3 separate regions of the Mus musculus genome follow, and regions 1 and 3 are each linked to region 2. A link is a loop called in an ENCODE intact Hi-C map of the cell type or tissue named here. Cell type or tissue: heart. All regions are shown on one strand. Region 1 overlaps Iqschfp (Iqcj and Schip1 fusion protein). Region 2 overlaps Rsrc1 (arginine/serine-rich coiled-coil 1). Region 3 holds the start of Gm25919 (a small nucleolar RNA gene).

Region 1 (8,000 bases), 690 kb before region 2:
TGATGGAGGCAAGTCCTCCTCTGTCTTTCCTCTTCTCAGTGACTAGCTGTGTCCGTTGATATAAACTATCTAGAACAATGAGGTAGATACTGTACTTTAACAATGTGATTCAGCCAAGCTTTTTATGAAATGTTTTCACAAATTCTGAAACCTCAACAAGTGTCTTTTTCTCTTGCAAGATATCCAATTCTGTCAAATATATCTTTAAACGAAAACTGATTGATGTTCAACATGCCCATATGTTGGTTCTATCAGAAAATATTGTCAAATCATCTTCCCAGGCGAGGTCACATCCATTCTTGCTTCCCAAGAGACAATGCCCTGGCATAATGGTAATGGTTTAAATTGGGAGAACTTCTTGATAGTCACTTATAACCTGGTAACTGGCCCAGACGTGAAGGATGATGCTCAGGGAGCTGAAAGGTGGCTCGTTTTTTTTTCCACAGGGCACCGACACTCATCTGTTGCCCACAGGTCATTCTAGCCTGCAGTCAGAACACACTCAGCTTTTGTTCCCAAGCTGGACTGGCATCCTTCATCTGGATGCTTACCTTCTCCTGGTGTGTGGGGAACCTGTCTTTCAATTTTCCCAAATGCCTTCCATAAATTCTCTGTGGTCCTGATTTTTTCCTTCTCTTGACACATTCCATTGATCATCCAAGTCTAAAACTCAGGATGACTTCTCACCAGGTGTGTTGTTGAATGAAGTCACATAATCCTGATGACCCCCCCCACACACACACACACAAACATGCACTCACACACTCACACATTTTATCACCTGTTTATGCCTCTGCTTTTTTCTTTAGGCTTTGCCCTACTGCATTGCAGTCTCTTTCTGAATTTCTTTCAAATATTTTCCTTCTCACAATGCCTTGAGTGTGAGAAGCCAACTGAAGGGATCTTGTGCTGCCCCACACGCCATGCTGGGGTTCGCACTCACTTGACCACACAGGACACGTTGCCTGTACCAAGAGAAGTTCTCTTCTTGCTTGTCTTTTACATTTGGAGTTCTGCCTCTCAAGGTCTCACTCTGACCCAGCTTTTTGGGGCTCATCATCAGCCATGTAACCCAGCACTGGAGCCTACAGTGCTTCTCCATCGGGGAGGAGAGAGAAGGCACCAGAAGGGTAGATTTTATGATAAAAATGAGCATTGCTTTTCTCTTTCATCAGCAGATGTTTAACAATGTCACCACCAACAGAGGACGGAGGCCCTAAGACAAAGCCTGTGGCATTGGTGGTGACCCTAAATGCTCAGACAAAGGCCATATTTATACCAGTTCTCTTTATGCCAGAAAATTGTCCCTTGGGAAGCAAGAATGGATGTGCCCTCTCCCAGGACCTCTACCAAGGTCCTGCAGAAAGATTGTCATAAAAGACACCTGTAAAAGAGCAAAAGGCAGAGCCAATGAGGAGGTGAAGTCTGTGTCATTGGTGAGGGCTTTTGGTAGATCCTGTGGCCCCCATCCTCCAAGATTCCAAGCCTTGCAGCCCCCATAAAAGAGACAGAGGTCTAGAAGCCTGAATGCTCATCATTGGTGGGGGACTTGGGCAGCTTCAGGGAGTTAGCACAGGGGAGGTAGGACGGTCTGCAGCAGAAAGGAGAACAGGAGGGAGGCAGAGAGAAGGAAGATGGGAGTAGACAGGGTGAAGGTGCAGGCTATATGATGTGAGCTCTCCCTGTCTTCCTCCCTTTTTCTCTCCCTCCCTCCCTCCCTCCTTCCCTCTTTCTGTCTCTCTCTGTCTCTCTCTGTCTCTCTTTGTCTCTCTCTGTCTCTCTCTCTCTGTCTCTTTCTGTCTCTCTCTGTCTCTCTCTGTCTCTCTTTGTCTCTCTCTGTCTCTCTCTGTCTCTCTGTCTCTCTCTGTCTCTCTTTGTCTCTCTCTGTCTCTCTCTCTCTCTCTCTCTCTCTCTGTGTGTGTGTGTGTGTGTGTGTGTGTGTGTGTGTGTGTAAGGGATATGAGCAACATGCCCAGGGAGTTAAGAATTTAATAACCAGATTAGACAGGACTCACTGAGCTGGAGTGAACTCTGATAGGACTCAAATTCCATTATTGGGCAAGATGAAGTTCTCTGCCCCATCCCCCTCCAGTAACTGGAAATGGGGTTCAGAGCTATTACGAGAGATAAAAAGCATTCATTTATACTTCACTGAGCTGAGACTCCTCCATCAAACCAGCAAACATGAAGTCATAAAGCCCCAGCTCTCTCCGCTGGCTGGACTCACAAACCCAGAGAGCTGATTTGTCTTCGATTCTTCTTCTTCTCAGTACCCATTCCTCTGTTTTGATTGGAGATGATTTTTTTTAAAGGATCAGGCATTTTCCTAACTTAATTCTTCCATGAAGCACTCTCCGTTTCCCCACACAGCAGAGTCCCTATGCAGTACCTTTTCATTTAACAGGACTCATCTGAATGAAATTCCTAATAACTCAGCAACCTGTGCCTGCACTTCAACATGTTCTGCAGTGAAAGTGACACTTGCTTGCAGAAAGCAATTCAACAGGCAGAGTCATTCCAGCCAGGATGTGAGGCACAGATCTTCCTAGCAGGGTACCTGGTCAGTTCAGAAACTGTCTGGGCTTATCATGAAGGGGAGGCCGGATGCTCACACTGTGATGTGTATGGTGGGCACAGACTTGGAGTGATGCGGATGGCTATTTTCTTCCCTCAGCAGGACATTATAACCCAGAGGTGGCGTATTGTTCAAAGCCGCTCACCCTCAGCCACCCTTCTTCAGAGTGACTTCTTTGAGCTTCTCCACAAATGATCTGTGTTTCTCAAGTTCAGACATATTGAAACTCTGCAGGTGTTCAAATATCTTAGAGTTTTAATGGGACTTGGGAGGAGAGGGAGGAAGAAGGAGAACTGTGTACACCAACATTGGCAATTCTTATTTGTGCCTCTGAGGGAGACGCGGAATAGGGAAGAATCCCAGAATGAGTGTGAATGGAACACTCTGGGTACTACACAGGGGGATCTGAAGCTCCTTTCTCTACCTAAAAATACCTTTTAAGGGTTGATAACTTGCTCTCCAGTAGGATTTGCTTCACTTTGGGGCTCACCAGCTTCGTTTTATTAATGTTGCGGTATAGTTATCACTAATTTATTATGATAGTCAGGTATAACAGAAAGTGGGGGGGGAGGGTCATGTGGGTCTTTCTTGGGTGGGGCTATGCAGAAGCACCACCCACTTCGTGGGGGCAGGAAAGATAAAGGGTCATTTCCCCCAGCACTGGAGGTGGGGATGGAAATAGGAAGAAAGAAGGGCTTTACAAATTGTGTGCATGCATGCAAGGCGATGTCTCCAACGGTGAGATGACAAAATGAAGGCTGATACAAAGACTCCTGCTAGCCTTGAAAGGAAAAACAGAAACAGTAAGCTGGAATTCCATAAAATCCATCCAACCATGGCCAGTAATGGGAGGTGTGGGCCAAAGCTACATTTGCTGCTGTTTCGACCCTGGCTGGACCCGTGGCACACAAATGTGAAATAAAGAAATGTGTGACTCTGTACTGCCACACTGCTCCAGGTTTGTTCACAAGCACCCAAGGCACATGCCTGGACAACTAACCTCCGGAACTTTGTGACAACTTACATTTTCACCTTTGATTCCAAGGGCTGTAGGCTGAGGGGATAGTTCTCAATGTTATTCTCCACATCCATGGCCAGCTGGTGACTAGAAAGAGAAAGAATGTATCTATGTAGTTCAGTCCGGAAAGCCATTGCTCACAGGGATAATTCTTTTAACTGAGACAGTTTTGAAAAGAGTGATGTTGATTGATTAACAAAAATCCTAATTAAATTTTTTTTTTTTTTTTTGTGGTAAGGAACCTGGCTCTGTAAACAAATCTTTGCCTTCTCCGCTGTTTTCTACCCATCTCTGCTACTCAAGTGCTAAAGCTTGAAAATTGACCCTTTTGGATAAATAAAGAGGTAATGTGGGCACTTCCCACAGGGTTAGACCCACAGAAAACAGTACTCACCTAGCGGTGACTGCATAGCTCCAGTGAACTTGTTTTAACCCCTTACTTTCTTTTCCTTCTTATTTCTACCCCTTATCCATCCTCAAAGATACCACTGCCAAGGCCCTTCCCCCTTTCATCCCGTAAGCTGTTTCTGAGCTCACAATCACCAGGACCACAGCTTCTTGCAGACATGGTCCCTCCCTGGGTGCTTACGGCTCAATATGGACGCTATCCTTGGCTAGGTTTTGAAGAGTGGATAAGAAAGTGAGAATGAAGCGCCTACTGCAGACAGCGCCACCCCTGGGCAGATGGTCATGGATATATAAGGATGGTACCTGACCGTGAGCCTGGAAATAAGCCAGGAAACAGCATTCCTCCAGTTCTAGGTTCTCTGCTTCAGTCCCCGCATCTAGGTTTTTGCCTTCCTGATTTCCCTCAGTGATGGTTGGTTAACTATGAGTTGCAAGGAACCCTTCCCCCACTCCCCACCCTCTAAGTTGGTTTTAGTCACTGCTGTATCACAGCAATGGAAAATCAAACTAGGACTTCAGTCGTAGAATGCATAGTGCGTACAAGGGATGTACATGGTTGGACCAAAAAACGTAGGTCATACTTTGATATCAATTCTTGTGTGTCTATGTTTTGTTAAAGGCAAGTGGTAACCTACCAAGCTGTAACAAGCTACCAGTGTATGGGGACCTCCAGTTCGAAAGCCAACACTTCAGGGAAGCAAAGGATTTAGAGCAGGGGGTTCAGAGGGATGTTTAAGACTGACGCAGGGATGAGATGGGAATGTGAGGTAGCTACACAAATTTATGTGAATCATGACTGAGAGAGCAGGAAAGAACAGACACACACGAAGAGGAAGAGGAGGAAACTATCCTAGAGCTACCCCACTACTTTCCTTCACGCCAGTGAGAAAACCTGACAAGGCAGATATTCTATATGACCACTAGGTGGTGCCATGAGCCCAAAGTAGCTCCGCTGTTGCTCAGCCTGATTGTTGATGAGTAAGAAACATTTTTTTTTCTTTCTTATTCTGTGGCATTGGTATTCAGAATTTGCTGTCAATTCTTTATTATTCAGTCATTTGTGGGCCAGAAATAACTCAAAGAATGTGGTTAAAATGGTGAGAACACCAACAATAGCTCATCTTCTTTCAGTCTAGAAGGTGTGTGTTACAAGTGTGTGTGTATGTGTATATATATGTGTGTGTGTGTATATGTGTGTGTGTGTGTATGTGTGTGTATATATATATAATTGTGTGTGTGTGTGTGATTGATTATTAAACAGGAAACACAATGGATCCAACCCAGAGTAGGTGAGCATACAAAACTCACTTCATGACCATGCAATCTTATAGCACAGTAGTCTTATAACAACGGTGTTTTAAAGTTAAAGTCTATTAAGCATACCATTAATTACAAATTAACAAATTGTCAAAGAATGCCTGCAATGCAGGCAATTATCACTTGCAATAATCAAAGGCAACAACAGCAATATTTTAATAAAGAAAATACATGACCTAATTTGGTCATATAACTTATACATTACCAACAAACTATAAATGACAAACATCTATTGGCTTAAACTGTCTAGTGACAGGGCAACTCGTCAATAATTTCCTGTGGCTCATCAAGTCACTATATATTATCAGCACAGTGGTGGAACATAGAATGCCAAGTCTCCTGTCAGAGATAGCGAGAGACTAGCTCAATAATTACAACTAAGAAAGGCACCTAGACTAAGGTATTACTTAAGTTAATGTGTAATTACCATAAATAATAGACTCCCAAGAAGTCTTCTAATTAATAGCATTACTAACTACTTGTCTCTGGTCTTGGACACTTGCCAAGCTCTATTGTGATTCTGTGTGTGTGTGTGTGTGTGTGTGTGTGCACGTGTGTGTGTGTGCGCGCGTGTGTATGCGCACACACACACACATGTATGTAAATGCCCTTAACTGGCTTTATAGTGTGGAGTTGTAGCTTCCCTGCCCTTCACACCAACTGTCTACCACAAAATGCCGGTTGAGTGTTTGGGATAAATGTAATGTTCCAAAGGGGAATAACCAATCAACTGCTATGACACGACGATCACTTAACTTACAGTCATTGTGAATTGCGGAGGTGATTTACATCGCCACCCAAGTCAGCTACAGCTGTAACGAAATGCCTCATCTGCTCACTCAAAGCACCCCAGGTTTTTCAATCAAACTCTGACAGTTCTCAAGGGCAGAGTCCTGCCTGGAAGCAAACCAGGAAAAATTTCCAGCAATCTATGCAAATGTACGAAGAAATCCATTTAAATGTTGAGTCTGGCGCCCGTAGCATTTGCTTCTCTCTGTCCCTGACAACTAGGAAAGAGATGGTTTCATTTGAAACTCTTCCCTGCATGGGAGGACTTGTGCCTGTCTATGTGCTTTGAAGAGAGCCAATTCCCATCCCTAGAGTATTCCACCCTCACAGGAGAACACACCAAACTGCAAGACAGGCAGGTCATTCACAGCTGTTTTTAGCTGTTCTGAGTCTCTGGATGGCACAAGGGAACGATTACACTGGTGTTGGGACTGGGGGAACAAGCCCACACATACTTCACTGCTGCTCACGTCTCCCTGAGAGCCCAGAGCTGGGGAATTAACATGGTGGTGGTAGTAAGAGATTTGATATGGAGCTGTGGTCAATTAGAAAGGGAGAAAAAAACTTTTGGAGTTCATTTCCTACATTTAAATCAATAATGAAAAATGGATGTAGCCAGGTTGACTAAGTGTATGGGCTGAACATCAGAGAGGCACTGCCTCCTCAGAGAATGGGGCTGCTTGGGAGTTTGCTGAGAAACTGCAGACTGGGATGCGCCTACGCACATCCTCACCCCAGATCCCCCTCAGAACCACTTGAAGGGAGCTCTTAGATGCTGCTTCCAGGGTTCCAGATTCTATTTGTCTGCAGTGGGGCTTGAGCCAGGACATTTTCCATAAGCTCTCTCTCTCTCTCTCTCTCTCTCTCTCTCTCTCTCTCTCTCTAGGCAAAAGAAGTATGATGTAGCCCTAATGTCATTACTAGAAGAAAATTCTTTCTAGGATGAGCTAAAATCTTTACTGTTTACATATAGCCAGTGAAAGTGCTGGTAAGAAAAGATTTTTTTTTTAAATATAAGGTTTTTTTTTTCAACTAATCAAGGAAACTTGGACATTTTAGGGTTGGCATGTGGCTCAGCTGTTAAAAATGCTGCCTGCTTGACCTGCTACCACGGAGCCTAGAAATCAGATCCCAGCACTCATGGGACAAACCTAGAGTCTGAGCATGTGTGTAACCTCAGATGCAATGTTCTGGAGAAAGCAAGAGCTCTGGGGCCCTTACACTTCCATCCCAGCTAAGAAAACATGGGTCTCAGGTCTCAGGAGAGATGCTATCGCAAAGGAATAGATAGATAGATAGGAACCTCTTGTTCCCATTCAACGGTAACGAAGACAGTACCTATTTCCCCTTTCTCTGCCCCCAAACCGTCCCTCCCAAGCACTTGGAAATTTCCATTCTACTTCTCCACTTTCATATGATCAACTATTTTAAATTACACAGATGATGATCTAAAGAGTTCCTTCAGTATCCGGATTGCTTATTCATGCAATTTCTCCAAACTTATCCATATTATAACTAATGACGGGATTTTATGCTTCTGTAGATGCATAATATTCCATTCTGTCTGTGTGCCACATTTTCTTTATCTATCCACTGCCCCTGGGGCTGTCTCTATGTCATGGTGATTCTGAGTCATGCTGCAGCCTACAGGAGAGTACAACATCTCTTGACAGACTGTTTTCAGTTCCCTTGGATATATCTTGTAATGGGAATTCTAGGTCATAAGGAAATTCTACTTTTTAAAAACTCCATGGTATTTTCATAGTGAATAAGTTTCTGCATTCTTATTTACTTATATTATGAGACCAGGCATAACAATAATGCCCTAACTCAAATGTGTGTGTAACTCAGAATCTTCATCTAATCAACAGTGAGACACTGTCCTTCAGTAGA
Region 2 (8,000 bases):
CCCAATACTTGCTGTGTAGTGTAGACTGGAATTGGGACCTTCCCTCCTAAGCCTCCAAAGGCCTAGGGTTAGAGGACTGAGTCCACACTTGACACAAAACATGTTGCCCTCAAATCTAACATGGGCATTGCTTAGACTTCTTAGCGGACCTTTTATGATACCTAAAAACCTTAAGAAAGGGGAGCTAAGGGATTCAAGAAGGGTTTCATAATACAGGAGATGAAACCTCATTCTCACACTAAATAACATAGCCCTCGTAAAGAAAATTATCTAATAGTTGGTGAAAACCATGACTTTGTAAGAATTGTAATGAGAAACACTACTGAGTGTTCATTTATTTCAACACTAATATTTTTTACTATTCACTTTATTAATAGTGAAATATGTTTTCATGCACTCAGAGCTTTTATAACGGATTCACTGTTCACAATGTTAGATTCAAATTACCACATATTTAGTTGAACATGAGGGAAGAAATGAGATTTCTTTTTTATGTAATTGGCTAAATTATTTTTAAGAGTGAAAGTTAATATTGGTAATATAATTTTACGACCTAAGTTTTCGAGGTTACTGTCAATCCAACCGTAAGTCCGTGCTTAGGCCACGGGACTGCCCATCAGCCTTTCTTGTCGGAGAGCGATTAATCTCTTGAACCACTTTTCTTCAGCCTCGGCCTTTTCAATAAATAGCTACAGGAAGAGAAAGGAGAAGGAACACGTTAGTGTGTGTTAGTAGCTAGGAGCTGATGTGACGGGACATGAATCCCTTGGACAGGATAATCCAAGGGCAACAGTGTGTGCAGCTCAACCCTCGTTGCTGCCTCCTTCACTGCTTAACTCCCACCCACTGTGAGGCCTCACCAGTCATCAAGTACCTGACCCTGACCTGCAACTTCACAGCCTACATCTGCAAGCTCCTTTCTGAGAAACAGTCATGTCATTACGTAAAGACATAGACTATTGTATTAGTGACAGGGTCACAGCTGTTGGGCTAACACTAGAATTTTGACTGTATAAAACTTATCCATTTCAGTTACAAAAAAGAGAACCATTTTCCATCTTTGACCATTTTTCTTAAGTACAAACCAGTTTTGGAAGTCAGGAAACATGTTTATACAACACCAGATTAAAACATATGACAAAGACCATAAGGCTTGAAGTAAGTTGCTCATTTGTAGCCAAGGGAAGCCATGAACTCTTCTGCACTGGTCTTCCTAGAGTCAGGAGGAAGGGACACTGCTTGGGTGGCTCAGTAAGCAGAGGCACTAGGTGTAAGGGTCTCACATTTGGATGAGCTAGAGAATTGTCATCTTGGTACTTGATAGCCGTGGGGATGCTGTCAGGGTCTATTTCCTTTCCAGTGCTGGGTGGCTCAGCAGCTGCGGATGCTGGTCCTGATGCCGCAGTCACATGCTGCACTTCACTTGGTTCTACTGCCTGAAAATGCAACACATGTAACCTGGGCATGCCTCACTTAGAAATCGGGTTTCATAACATATGATACTGAGCAAAGAGAGCACTGCTTGGTCTCTTCTGAGATGACAGTCACCTCAAAAGTTCCACACTCCTGAATGGGAAAAAATGTTACTCAAAGAAAGAAATACAAGTGTGAAGGAAATTTTTAAATTTCCTGTGATCATTATACTTTTTTTTAAGTGAAATCACTGTTTAATTGTTTCTACTGAAATACACACATATGTATATATACATGTATAAACATACACATATTTGGTGTCTAAATTGTAATAATTAAAAAGTTATATTATACTTGTAGGATTAAGTTGGCCTCAGGTATAAGGAAAAATCCATAAGTTATCTTTAAAATACACATCTATTTTTGTTAGCTATAATTCACATACCATACTACGGACTTCAGCTTATCTACACAATTATATAACTGCTATCCTGATCTATTTCAGAATGTCTTCATCATTAATCCTTCTGACAGTCCATATCTACTAGCAATCACTTCCTGTTTCTTCCAACCTCTTGAAGAAAGGGCAGTCAGCTGATCTACTTTGTAGCTGTCTATTCTGTTTTTTGTTTTATGTTTTTTTTTTTTTTTTTGAAACTGGGTTTCTCTACATAGCCCTGGCTGTAGACCAGGCTGGTCTCGAACTCAGAAATCCGCCTGCCTCTGCCTCCCGAGTGCTGGGATTAAAGGCGTGTGCCACTACTGCACAGCTTGTCTCGATATTTTGTGTACAAGGAACCATGCAGTAAGTGGTTTTCATTTAGCTTAGTATTTTAAAGAACCATCAGAGTGATAGCATATCAGCACTCCTGTGCAGTTGCTAAAGAACACACCACTGTATGGATCTGCACACTGATCCTCGCATCATCCACTGGGTAGACTCTTTTAAGATTACTTAAAAGTATTTTGAAATAAAAGCTTTCTAAAAAGGTACATTGTATTCTGTAAGAATAAAGCTAAACTTCTTACTGCCCCCCACCCCAACTGCATGCCGTGTTTGCCATGGCCCATATACAGCACTATGTGCTGGAACACAAAGATGGGTAAATTACTGCTCTTGCCTTGAAGGGAGCAGCGGCATGCGCTGACTCAGGTCAACTTCAATCTTCTCTGACAGAGATGATGGCCTGAGGAGTGACTGATTAGCAGTAAGACAGCAGGAAGTGTATGGTATGAATTAGATAGGAATCTGAAGTTAAAATTAAAATATAATACAGAACAAATGACTAGGAGATCAATTCTCCTTGGTCATCTTTTTTCAACATCTATGGGCTCTATTTTATTTAATTTCTATTTTTTTTGACTTATATCTACTACTTAACACCTATTTTCTGAATGGAGCTCAAAACAAATATTACTATGGAAAATGTATAGAGGATGAGTTATGTATGCATAAATCAAATTTTTCTTAGATTATTTTGTTCTCAATTTGGAGACTTATCAATTTAATTGTCTCATTAAACATTGCTTGGTAAGCCCTAGAGACAAAGGGAGAACAAACTAGAGAAGACCCTGTGCTTACTGGAGAGTTTCGTTGTTGAGTGAATTAATAGATTATAAACAAATATATAACAATAACCACATAATTATTAACCACAGAATATACTCACAAGAAATAAATAATCCCAGGCCTCCTGCTTACACAACAAATGTTTGATAGACGCAACCATCCCTTCATCCCAAATAAACTAGTGCTTAATGGTATGATTCATTCACTATTTTAGGATTTTATTTGATTCAAACTGAATTCATTTCACACTAAAGGAAGCTGGTCTGCATACATAAGAGAGACTTCTACTCTTATAGACAAAATGACCCTGAAGGCTGTATGTATTTCTGGGAGATCATCAAAGAAAAGCAGAGCAGACAGTCTTACAAAGTGAAAAAAGTCTGTGCCACAACCTGCTTCCAAATGAAGGCTTGCTTATCAATACGAAACCTAATAACCAATTATAGTCATGTGAATCACAATGTTAATTTTTATATATATTAAAAAGTCATTACATTTTATTTGGCGTTTTTCTTATATTTTGGAGGCAACATCACCCCTCCCATGCCATCCAGGTTTCAAACATTTGTATATTTCTGATCTACTGAGCCTAGAAGGTATACAGCCCTAGTGATGAAGTTATAATACACATTTATGAACCTGAGTTAGAGGTAGACCCAATATTCTGTGTGAGGGAAAGTGGGACACGCAGTCCAACAAGACTCAAGAACTCAACATTCCGTAGTCCACGCTGCCTCATAAAGTCTACTTGCTGCCATAGAGCTTAGGTGGGGGACGCTGACCACAAGCTGAACTGCCTTAAAAAGATGTGGAGGAGCTGTGGTTTCTCCCTCTTCAGTTACTCTCACCGTGCATTTCCTGTGTGCTTCCACAGTGTGTGCAGTGTACAAGCATGGAGGCTGGGGGACATCTGTCCTGCTCTAGCATGCTCGCCTTATTCCCGTGACAGGATCTCTCACTGAACCTGGAGCTGGTCCAGGAGGACCCAGTAACTTGTGTGAGCTCCACAGCACACATGTGATTACACTTGGCTTCTTTCTGTCATGCCCCTCACCCCCTGTGCTGGTATACAAACACATATCTTTACCCTTGCAAGAAAGAGCTCTTGCCTACTAAGCCATTTCTTCAGCCCAACATTAAAAAAAAGTATAAACTAAAAAGGGTAAATTAATTTGCAAATATGCAAATTAAAATTATCAAAAGTTAGGATTGGAGCATGGAAGTTTAAAATTTTGTGGCTGTAGAATCAATAGATGCTTCTCAGTTAAGTGATGGAAAATGTAAGAGAAAAATTTGGCTCAACCATAGAAACATCTCAGCACAGGACCACAGGACTTCTGCCTTTGTGCAATACTGCCACCTGGTGGTCCAACTGGAAAATGACTTTCCTAATCCTTCAATTAACAGAAATGCCCATGCTGCACATGGTTGTTGTTATTTTTTCATTAATTGATTAATTTATTCACTTTATATCTTGAGTGCAGCCCTACCACTCCTCCAAGTCTCCCCTCACAAGCCATTCCCTTTATCACCGCCCCCCCGCCCCCCCCCCCCCCCCCCGCCCGTACCAACCCACACTGGCACACCAAGTCACTGCACACTGCAGGACTAGACACATCCTCTCCCACTGGGGCTAGACAAGGTGGCCCAGTTAGGGCAACGGAATCCACAGCAGGCAACAGAGTCAGGGGTAGCCCTGGCTGCAGTTGTGGGGACCTGCATGAAGACCCAGCTACACATCTGCTACATATGTGGCACAGGATTATTTACTCTGCTTTTGAACACTGGGGGGATTATCTGCCAGACACAACAGTCTTAAGGCTAAACACTTGGTGCCAAGTTGATGTGGGACAACATCTTAAAACAAGCTATATCATAGCTTCTAAAGATAAGGATGCATCAAGGATCTATGCAGCGTTCTAACTCCTTGGGTAAGGGTTCAGCGTTACACTAGCTAGATCAGCATGCATTGTAGGATACCCAGAGTGTCTAGCATGCCATTGCTATGAGGCATTTTCTTCCCGGTGACAGTTCTCCAGCTTAATCCGCGGAAAGCGGCAATTGAAAAGGCAGCTAAGCATGGACAGCCTTCTTAGAGAAGTAGCTTTGCACTAAGTGCACACCACTATCCAGAGGACGAAGATCTGGGGAGCTGGGCCCTGGTGATTCAGTCCTCAGCAGAGGTAATCGTTGCTATGCAGTGAGGATAGCCCATCATGTCTTCCCAGGACCTGGATGAAATAGTACTCAGGATAATTTACTTCTCTTTGCTAAGTAATCTCCTCATAAATAATTCATCTTCTTAGGCATCCCGAGTCCTTGCCTTACACTGCAGACACAGACATTTCAGACTAGACAGCTACGCCACTTTCTAAGCTAATACATTGTCCCCCATTTTATACTTCAGTGGAGGCTAAATTTATTCTTGTTAGTCCGTCATTGCTCTTCTGATCTTTCTGAAGCATAGTTAGCAACAGCAGTCACGTGCTGGATGGCTAAGACTTTACTGTGTACTCAGAGGTGGGTGCCATCTCCTGAGGCTCTAGCATATTCTCCTGTTAAGAACAACTAATCCTCACCAGGTACACTTTCATGAAAGAAAACGTGAGTTAGAAATAAATGTAAAGAGAAACAAACCTAGAACCAGATAGGAAAGTATTGTAGAACAAAGCCCAGACTGTAGAGTAAGTAGTATTTCCACAAAAAGAAATCACTCTTCGATTATAAGAACATCCAAAAAGAACAGAGAATTCAGAATGAAGTTCAGAAAATAAATACAGTTGACACCAAACCCTCAAACACATTTTTGTTTTTAGGTAAATGAATTTATAGTATGCAAGAATAAGATACTAAGAAAAAATGGACCTGTCTCCATCTCATAGCTGTGGCTTTCAGGAGGTGTGACGAACTAGTACAAGTTCAATACTATAAATACTGAGGCAACACAGGGGCTGTGGATCATCCAAGGCCTGTCTGTACCTGACAAACATCACACACTCAACTCATTCTTTGGAATATTCTATCTTTAAATGTATTAGGTGATTTAAAATTCCAAATCTCTATTACCACCAGAAGTTGTATAGTTAGTGCTTAATCGTTTTGACATATCAGGTTAGTAAACACGAAAAAGCTTTTGTTTGAAAGACAGAAAGCTCCTTGTACTCTTAGTGAGAATTTAAATTGGTACAGTATTTTTGGAGGGTAATTTTTGAAACATTAAATAATGTAAACGTGAACAAGTAGCTTCATCTTATTAAAAACATGTAATATCCAGAATATAACTAGTTATAAATTTGATACCAGAAAAATAAATGACTATCATTAGTATGCTATATAACCTTACCACAGTTGCCCATGTATTAAACTTTAAAATAAATGTAAGCTACAGCTATTGTTTCACTATATCAATGCTACTAAAGGGTACAATGCATTTCCTAGAACATCTTTTCCTTCTAAGGAATGCAGTCTTCTTGATGAGTGAAAGAATAAGCAAAAAATTCAACAGAAATGAAATGGCATCAAAGCTCCTCTTTTCCGAAGCCGACTAAGTGACACACACCTGGGCAAAGACCAGAGATCCACTCTTCTGTTTGAGCAATAGCTTTATCATTTAAAGTCCTTTAATACAATCTATCTAGGAATAACAATTCAAAAAGTATACACACGCATGTGTAAAAAAAACCTGCTTATGCTCATGGAAGGGACATTACAGAATCATATGTGGTGGTATATGGTACCAGAACCATGTTTACAATACATTTTTGTTGATTCGTTCTGTCACCAACACAAGTGACATTCTCTTCCTCATTCATCTACGTATGGGAGGAAGCAGTCAGATCTAAGTAGGACCATGAGTAAGCCCCTCCTTTGGCACCCAAAGGCCTATTCACAGCCTGCCCGTGGACACTTACCTTTTTGACGTCTTTACTTGATCTGAATGTCTGCTGAACAAAAGAATCACTTTCAATTGCTTCGATTTCCTTTACTCTTTTGACTTGTTCTACCAGGGTGGCTTGGTCTGTAAAAGAGAAATGTTAGTGTACTTTAGTACAAGCTTGTTACCAACACTACGCCCATGCACATGGATACACTAAGTTAAGCTGTAATAGGCACTGTTCCACATGAGCTTCAAAAACAAAATATGCCCAGAAACTAAGACTCTCACCTAAAATCTAAAGCTTACTGAAGAGGCACTGCCAATGTGATCTTGGCTAATGTAAGCCCCGTCCCTCTACTTTTAACATCTTATTAGGAAAACACACAACAGGAATGAAGGACAACAAACCCATGCATAACCATCGCCCAGTTTTCAGCCATCACTGCTGTGCATGCCCTTGTACTCTGGGGTGCAAACCTGCAGTGTGTAAAGCAGAGCCAAGAGGAGGACCTACTATACACAAACAAACTCCAGACCCCAGACCATGCGCTGTCTCATCAGCTCTAAGAGACTGAGATGTGACACCAATAGTAACAATGTTGTCATGATCCTGTTGCTCAGGCCTCAGAGTACCAGTAATTAAATATGATCTGCATGCTCCATGTTTAACTTTTCACTGGTATCAAAAGATGTCTTTCTACAGTAGCTTGTTTGAACAAGACACAAGTGAGTACCCACATGACACTTGTGTGTTGACAGGATTTCTCTGTCATGCAGAGCCTCCCACTCTGTCACTGTCACTTGCTTACTGAGCAAGTGAACTACTTATTTCATAGTTTCCTCCCTTCTGGATCTGGCTGGCCTTAAGCTCAATTTATTTTGATCAAAAATAGATCATTTGAGGTTTGGAGAGATGGTTCAGTGGTTAAGAGTCATTGCTGTTCTTGTAAAGGCCCTGCGTTCAGTGGCCAGTACCCACTGGGCAGCTCACAGTTCCAGAGAGCCTGAGGTACGCTCTGCCTTCTGCATGTATCAGGCATGCATGTGGTGGTGCACATACATGCATGCAGGCACTCACATATACATATAAAATAAAAATAAATAAATCTTCCAAACTTATAATTGGTACTGTTGTGTAAT
Region 3 (8,000 bases), 220 kb before region 2:
CTCTGTCTCTGTCTCTGTCTCTCTCTCTCTCTCTCTCTCTCTCTCTCTCTCTCTCTGCCATACAGGTTAATATCAAGAAAACAAACACCCTTCCCCTAGAAGTATTGCAGGTGTGGCTGCTGTCACATGTCCACCACTAGGTGGCAGAGAAGAGAGGCTACGTCTATGCTCAGTGTGCTGACTTGTGAACATCTAGATGATTAGTAAGTTGCCTGACATCCCTTGAGAACAAGCAAGCCTGAGGCCACACCAGTCCAGCACCAGGGGGCCTGGACAGGGAGCTAGCATGAGAGGACCACCAATTCAGCTCCTTGGTACAGCACAGGCTGCAGGTCGGGACCGGCTCCTAGGGTGATGAGTGAGCCGGAGACTAGAAGAATCCTGCCCAGGACTGTTAGCCCTGGTTGAGAAGCAAGCCTGAGATGACCACCAATCAGTCCAGCACCATGCAGACCTGGGGGCAGTGACACAGACCATGTCAGAGTTGACCCCTACCAGGTGTCATAATGCAGAGAAGCAAGACATAGCACTCATGAAACCACTCCTGAGACAACCCCAGACACTCAAAGACCCTGGTGCCACTAAGAGGAGCAAGTAAGTGGTGGGAAAATGGAAGAGGAAAGAAAAACATAAGGATGTGGACACAATGAAGAGAGACAGAACTGGAGATTGGAGAGTAGTGAGGAATGGCCTGATGATGTGAGTGGCTGGTGATGCCAACTGGGACCATGATGGGGTCCTGACCTATGCTGCCACAGGAGGTGGGGGATATGTGTAGCCCTACAGCAGCAGGGGTCTGTTACCACAGACCTGTTACCAAGGCCTGGGAGATGCCCCTGGTCTGAGCTGCCACCTGGAGACATGCTGATATCTGAGAGCTATGCAGAACCATCCCTACCCCTCACCTGGATCTAGGATAGCTGGCCCTGGGGATGTGAGTGCAGGAAAGCTGCCCCTGACCCTAGCCAGATGCTGTTCTCAGGAGAGCTTCCCCCCCACACACACACACTTCCCATTGCTGGAGTTTCTGGTGAGCCAACCCTAGGGATATGAGCGTGGGAGAGCTGGCCCTGCTCTCTGTGTGGTGGTGTGGACAAGGAAGAGCTACCCTCCTCCCCTTTTCCCCTCACCAGGGATTGTGCCCTGGTCCTGCTGGTGAGGAGTCCTGCAACATCCACTCCAGTAGTGACTCGCATTACAGGTTTGGAAACCTGGAAGCAGTACTGAGGCAAAGAGTTTCAAGGAAACTCAGCCTCCTGGAACCTTGGCATTCCCATAGCTAGAATGCCACAGATTTGTCCCTGCAATATTGTGGAGGGTCTTGCATGCTTTCTTAGAGTATTTTACTGGCTAAGAGATAGAAATCTCAGGGCAAGCTTAGCAAAGTATATTTTAGAATCGTCATTACAGCCAAGTTACTTTCATATGCAAGTATTTGCCAAGGCCTAGAAAATAGGGGGGTTGTGGTATTGCATTATTCATGAGAAGGTCTGCTAGAGCAGACCCCCTGGTGCTAGCTTTCATAAGGCTCAAAGGAGTAGCACAAATTGTGAATAAGGTGTGAAATCCTTACCTGTCATTAGCTGACCCTTGGCAGGGCTGTTTTATCTTTATTGTAAATATTACCTGGTTCTTTCAAGTCCTTTTCAAGTCATTCCTCTGTTTTGTGTCAGATACTTCAATGTACTTTGCCTGCTGTGACATCCTACCCCTTTGTTTTCTGTATTATATAAGACTGGTGTTCACTTTGTGACAACACACTCTCTCATGTCATCTCTGTTTGTCACCCTCCGATTCTATGCCCATCTGGTCGAGGCCTTGATTCGCACGGATTGAGGAGGACCCACTGAGTCCCGTCTGTGGCAGAGTCCCGTCTGTGGCAGAGTCCCTGTCATCTGAGGGGAGAGTGAGAGGATTATAGAAAAGGAAGACTCAGAGACAAGGGTTAGAGATCGGGAGGGCTGCAGGTCTATACTGTGCCAGCCCCAAATGTGTTTCTCATAACCTTTACATACTTTATAGTATTGTGGGAAACAAAGTCACAAGCCAGCATAGACAATGGCTGATGTACACTAGATATTTATACCCATCCAGAGGCCTCCTTGTTCTTTCCTCCAAGATTAGCAGGACATCCAGCCCCTCGCCTTGAGTTTCAAGTATATCCCCTTATCATTTCATTCATCAACAGGCCAGGAAATCTGCCAGCCGACCCTGGCCTGCCTTGACCCTGCCTGATAGAAGCAGGCAAAATGGCTCCCGACAGGTAGAGCGGGCACGTCATGAGAGCAGAACTGGTCCCGCCCCTCACCAGCTGCAGCACTCAGGAGTAGGCCCTGCATCTTGCCTGGACAGCACAATAGAACTGACCCTAGTGTCGGGAGAATGGGCAAACTGGTCTGTGGGCCTGAGCATGGGAGAGGCAGTCCTGCCTCTTGTCTGCTGTGTGGTCCCTTCCCCTCCTTTTTGCCCTCACCACCTATGGCAGGTAGGAAAGCTATCCAAGGATCTTGAGAGTGGAAGAACTAGCCTTGTCCCTTCCTGGCTTCAGCACCCAGGAGAGCTGGTCCTGCACCTTGCCTGGACAACAGGATAAAACTGGTTCTGGTTGTGGAGGCTACTTGTGAGTCAACCCCAAAGGCTTGAGAGTGTGAGCAGGCTGACCAGCTCAGATACCTCTCAGGCCCAGATCCAGGGCTTTGAATCAGCGCACCCCAACACCTACCCCATCGATGAGCTGCTGGAGTGCATCAATATGCAAAGATTTTTATGGAGACCAATATGGGAATTTTTAAAATAAAACTAGAACTACCCCGTGATCCAACTATAGCAGTCTTAGACACATGTCCTAAAGAATCTAACTCAGCACACCCAGAGCTGCTTATACATCCACATTTACTGTTGCTCTATTTACAATAGCTGGAAAAAGCCTAGATGCCTATCAATGAGTGAATGAGTGAATAAAATGTACATACATCAGATGGAAATGTATTCAGTCTTTAAGATAAATGGAATTGTGAATTTTGCAGGGAAAGATATACAGGGGAAACAGCACGGACATAGTTAAGGGAGTGTCTACCTGGGGTACTGCCCTTGGGAATACATCGAGCCCCAGACCCCTCTGCTCTCTTCCCTTCTCCCCCCCTCCCCCACATCCTTCCCTCTCCCCTGACATTTGGCCACCACAAGATGAGCCGCTCTCCTCTACCACTCTGTCCCACCACAGTGTTTCAGCCTCATCACAAACTGCAATGTGACAGAGCAAATCAGCCATGAAAGATGTCCCAGAGACTGTTCCTCTGCCCAGCTGAATCTCTCACAGCAACAGAAACTTGTGTAACGTACGTGGGATTAATATGTATGGCGGAATATATGTTTATAATGCAGAGACCGCCAGAGTGGCAGCATGTTCCTCTTATCTAGTTTGAAAAGCTGGTGAAGGGAGAGTGGCAGGGAGGTGGACCAGTTGTTAAGATCACTTGCCGCTCTTGAACAGGACCTAGGGTCAGTTCCCAGCATGCACATCATGGCTTACAACCATCTGTTCTGTAACTCCAGTTCCAGGGATCCAGTGCCCTCTTCCTCTACCAGCACCAGGTATGCATGTGGTACAATACATACATGCAGGCAAAACATGCATGCATAACATTTCCCAAAAAAAGAAAAAAGGTTTTAAGAGGAAGAGAGGGAAGTTATCTACCTTGGAAGATACACAATTGGTTTGTCCTGAAGACCAGAAAGGCTGGCATGTTGGGAATAAAAACAGGTACCGTGTTAGTTACTTTCCTTATTGTATGACCAGATGTCTGACAAAACCATGCTATGGGAGGAGACATTTATTTTGGCTCACAGTTTGAAGGGATGCAGTCTGTCATGGCAAGGAAGGCATGGTGTCTGCAGTGGTTAGCCAGACACCGGCAGCTTCTCATGATAAGAGCAAGGGACCCTAAATAGTCACCACCTTTAAGGTTTTCCCCAGTCATTAACTTCTGCTACTAGGCCACACAGCCCAAACACTCTATGAAATGTCACAGAACCAAAACAATGCCAACAAACTGGGGATGAAGTCTTCAGACACATAAGCCTGTAGGGAGTATTTCACATCCCCATATATCATGCTGGGGATAAAATAGCACACTCAATATCTAACACAAATGACCAAACTTATATTAATAAATTTATTTTAATAAGTAAATATAAATTTATTTTAATAAATCTACTTTTCAAATGCCTTTTATGACTGTTCTGTGTCCATGGCCCCCTTCCCATCCACTAGGATTTGTTTTCTCTCCTGTTTTGCATGCATCTATCTGTGTGTTAACTATATGGCTATCTGCTGGTCTCCCCGCCCACATGCATGGAAGTCTGCATTAAAGTCAACTGCAGAAAGTAAACACATTGTATTTTTCCTCCCCTATAAGGGATGAGAGAATCAGAAAAACAGGTTATCATGAATGGTTCTATTTGAATGTTTACAGTTGCTTTATGCACTTATTTATAAATGAGTGTGTGGTAGGGTGACAGTTTGCAGAAGTCGGTTCTCTTCTTCCAGCGTGTGTGTTCTGGCGATGAATCCCAGGTCGTCGTGCTTGACAGCAAGTCCCTCTACTCTTTAAGACATTTTGCCAAACCCTAACTGGAAAGTTTTTAAAGAAGCCTTTTAGCTGAGTAACAGAAATGCATCATTATAAATCAAGCAATAATAACGGTGCATTTATATTTGTGAATCACAAACTGAAAAGGAGGACAAACCTGATTCAGGAACAGCTATGTTGAGTATCAATAACCACGCTCCACGTGGATTTTGGATTTACTGTCTGCTCCCAACATTACCCTTTCCCAAGCTGCCTAAAATGTTGTGTTCCTTTGCCAACGGTACAATGTTCACCTCTGCCAGTAGATGGCGCAGGAAAGACATCCAAAGGGAGGGGCTCCACCTTCCTCGCTGGCCAAAAGGCTACTAAGCAGGAGTATAGCTTCACAACACAGGCTTTCACACCCGCGCGCGCACGCGCGCACAAACACAGACCTCTGGGATGAGAAGGTTATTTTTAATGCCACTGGAATGTCAGCATTAGGAGATAGGAACACTCCTCTACAGAGCATATTTTACAACTGGGACATTCCCCAAGTGGTGCCAACACAGCTTGTCAGAACAGAGAGACAGAGAGGGACTATTCAGAAATGACGCCCGCCCGGCTTTAAATCCAGCATGCGCCCATCAGCAGATGAGCACAAGGGACTCGCTAGCCCCTGGTCCACTGCTGCCACCCACTCCTTAAAAAAAAAAAAAAATGTGATTTTTTTTTTTTTGGCTAAGGAGGAATTCATGCATTAGAGTAAAAAAAATGAACTTTGGTTCTGTGACATTTCATAGAGTGTTTGGGCTGTGTAGCCTAGTAGCAGAAGCTAATGACTGGGGAAAACCTTAAAGGTGGTGACTATTTAGGGTCCCTTGCTCTTATCATGAGAAGCTGCCAGTGTCTGGCTAACCACTGCAGACACCATGCCTTCCTTGCCATGACAGACTGCATCCCTTCAAACTGTGAGCCAAAATAAATGTCTCCTCCCTTAGCATGGTTTTGTCAGAATATAAGAATTGCAACAGTGCAGAGTTACGTATGGTTCAACTCCTCCCCCTCCTAACCCCACACGCACGGTTATCACCCTCTGATCTGTACGTATTTCAGCATATGTACACATTAAGTGACCTGGTTTGTCGAGCATGTCAGAAAGGCTGGTGATCTGCTTGACCTGAGAAGCCTTCGGTTCGGTCCGGTTCGGTTCTCACCTCCACCATTCCTCCCCCAAGCTTCAAAGCTAAACATCGTAATTGGTTCCTGCTTTAGGCCTTTAAAAAGGAGAGGGGTGAGGAGCAACATTTCAAAGCCAGGCAGGGCTGTATATCAAGCCCTGTCCAAAAGCAGCAGTATCAGTTGTCTACCTAACTTCTATTGAGAAATGTTCTATAAGATTTCACAGAGGTTTCCCTCACTCTTACCAGCTTATACACCTTTCCATATTCTTCCACCCCATCCCATATCATCAAACACATTTGTCCCGAATTGCGATGCAGTTGGCACATCTCCAGGGTTCTGTTATTACAAAATATGTTTTGCAATAATCTTGAGTACGATAACTGTTCTATTATCTGAAGGAATTGTGGGCTTTTTTTTTTTTAGGCTAAGGAGGGATTCATGCATTAGAGTAAAAAATGAACTTTGCTAAATATTGCCAAATTTTCTTGTTGGAAGTGCTGCAGCATTTTGTGTTATGAAAATCACCATTTTAGCATGGTACTGGAACAAAAGCAGAGAGGTAGACCAATAAGCTAGAAAACCTATAAATAAGCCCACTTAGCTGCAGACTCCTGCGCCTACACAATGGGCCCAGAACATGTTGGAGAAAAGAGAGTCCCTCTAACAGACAGTGGTGGGTAAGCTGGACAGCCAGATGCATAATATTGAAATTAGATTCCTATCTCTTTCCCTGTATGGAAATAATTCAATAGATTAGAAACCTTTAAGACCTTGAAACCACTAGAGGAACATATATGGGAAGCATTCCATACATAGTGATTTTTAAAATAGGACTTCAATTCACTCAAGAATTAATTTCAAATATTAGCAAATGAGGTCACATGAAATAAAACAGCTTCTATGGAACAATCACCGTAATGCTGAGCCCAAGAATGGGGGACATAAATCTTTGCGAGATATTTAGATCACACGGAATTAGTATTCAGAATGTATATTTTTTAAACTGGAAAAAATAAAGCACCCACACACAAACAGCCAAATCAATAAATGAACAAAGTAATAGAACAGGCGATTCTCAGAACAAGCCAAAATGCCCAGCAAGTAATCCCTAAATAAAAGGTCAACACTTTAGCCATCAGGAAAATGAAAACTAAAATTACATCAAGATTCCACTGGGCCAGTGAAATGGCTGAGCGGCTAAAGTGCCACACAAACATAGGGAACTTAGTTTGCCTTCATATAACCCATGTGATGTGCACATCTGTCATTCCAGCATTACTAAGGCAAGATGTGAGGCAAAGACAGAGTCGCAGGAGCTCTCAGGCAGCTGGCCTGGCTCACACATTAGTGGTCAAGAGTAGTGGCTCGAGGTGAGGACTGACACTCAAGGTTGTGCGCTTTGGGTTCCAGTCTGGGAGGTTATCACCAACATCAACTGGGCTGGAGAAATGGCTCCGAAGTTAAGAGAGTATGCTGCTCTTTCAGTGGACCAAAGTTCAGTTTCCAAGACTGGCAGCTCACAACCCCTTGTAATGGCAGCTGCAGGGACTCTGATGCCCTCTGGGGATGCTGAACTCGTGCAAACACCCCCCCAACATACACACATATCCATCGAATTAAAAAAGAAGGTGTTTTTAATGAGATAACAATGACAGCAGATGCAAGTGAGGGGGTGGGAAAGGAGCCTTTCACGCCGTTGGTGGGAACCTAAACTGCTCAAGCAGCTACTCCACATACTAACAAGTTATGAAATTAAAACCCTACACCTATGACAAGTTCAAAGAAAACCTCTGTTTTCCCACACTCTAAAGGAAGAAAGTGTGATGCTTTTGGACGTTTGCTAATCTGTAATGCACATGCGGTATATGTTTCCAGAAGTAGAGAATGTCTGTAATGACTGATAACAGATTAAGTGCACACATGTAAATGTTTGGGTGTGAAGATACACATATGTGCACGTGAACATAAACTCCAGAGACCACTCTGGCTGTCACATTCTTCACAGTTTTCAGGCATCTTTGTGTGTGTGTGTGTGTGTGTGTGTGTGTGTGTGTGTGTGTGTGTGTGTCTGTTTTGCTTGTTTGTTTGGTTTGCTGGTTGGTTTTCTTTTATTTTGTTAAGACAGGCTTTCTCTCTGTGTAGCCTTCTTTGGCTGTACTGGAACTCACTCTGTAGGCTAGGCTATCCTCAAACTCACAGAGATCTGCCTCTGCCTCTGCCTCTGCCTCTGCCTCTGCCTCTGCC

Evidence for each region. Hi-C counts contacts between places; a loop is a spot of excess contacts. Peaks named below come from ENCODE experiments on the same cell type or tissue, not always from the same donor. Only the 100,000 strongest peaks of a DNase experiment are listed, where the experiment ranks them.
Region 1: a loop joins it to region 2, with 5 times the contacts of the local background. A loop is called at or near these places in 7 of 42 quality-filtered maps.
Region 3: a loop joins it to region 2, with 15 times the contacts of the local background. A loop is called at or near these places in 34 of 42 quality-filtered maps.

Annotation. Positions count from the first base shown.
Region 1 is chr3:68,042,918-68,050,917 of GRCm38, reverse strand. It overlaps Iqschfp (Iqcj and Schip1 fusion protein), which reads right to left. Exons shown (of 11, transcript NM_001113419.2): 3 at 3,600-3,680. Iqcj (IQ motif containing J) reads right to left here. Exons shown (of 4, transcript NM_177585.3): 3 at 3,600-3,680. Among named protein-coding and RNA genes, the nearest start is that of Schip1, 18 kb to the left of the region's middle. In heart, a CTCF peak has its summit at 4,913 (motif pointing right); no DNase peak of the experiment used is centred here; H3K27me3 peaks cover 871 bases.
Region 2 is chr3:67,348,910-67,356,909 of GRCm38, reverse strand. It overlaps Rsrc1 (arginine/serine-rich coiled-coil 1), which reads right to left. Exons shown (of 10, transcript NM_025822.4): 8 at 6,895-7,001; 9 at 1,284-1,436; 10 at 1-689. The coding sequence ends at 597. Among named protein-coding and RNA genes, the nearest start is that of Mlf1, 21 kb to the left of the region's middle. In heart, a CTCF peak has its summit at 4,338 (motif pointing left); no DNase peak of the experiment used is centred here.
Region 3 is chr3:67,565,380-67,573,379 of GRCm38, reverse strand. Gm25919 (a small nucleolar RNA gene) reads left to right here and starts at 89; the gene lies at 89-220. In heart, CTCF peaks have their summits at 145 (motif pointing right) and 4,888 (motif pointing right); a DNase peak (open chromatin) is centred at 4,999; H3K4me3 peaks cover 301 bases; H3K27me3 peaks cover 1,722 bases.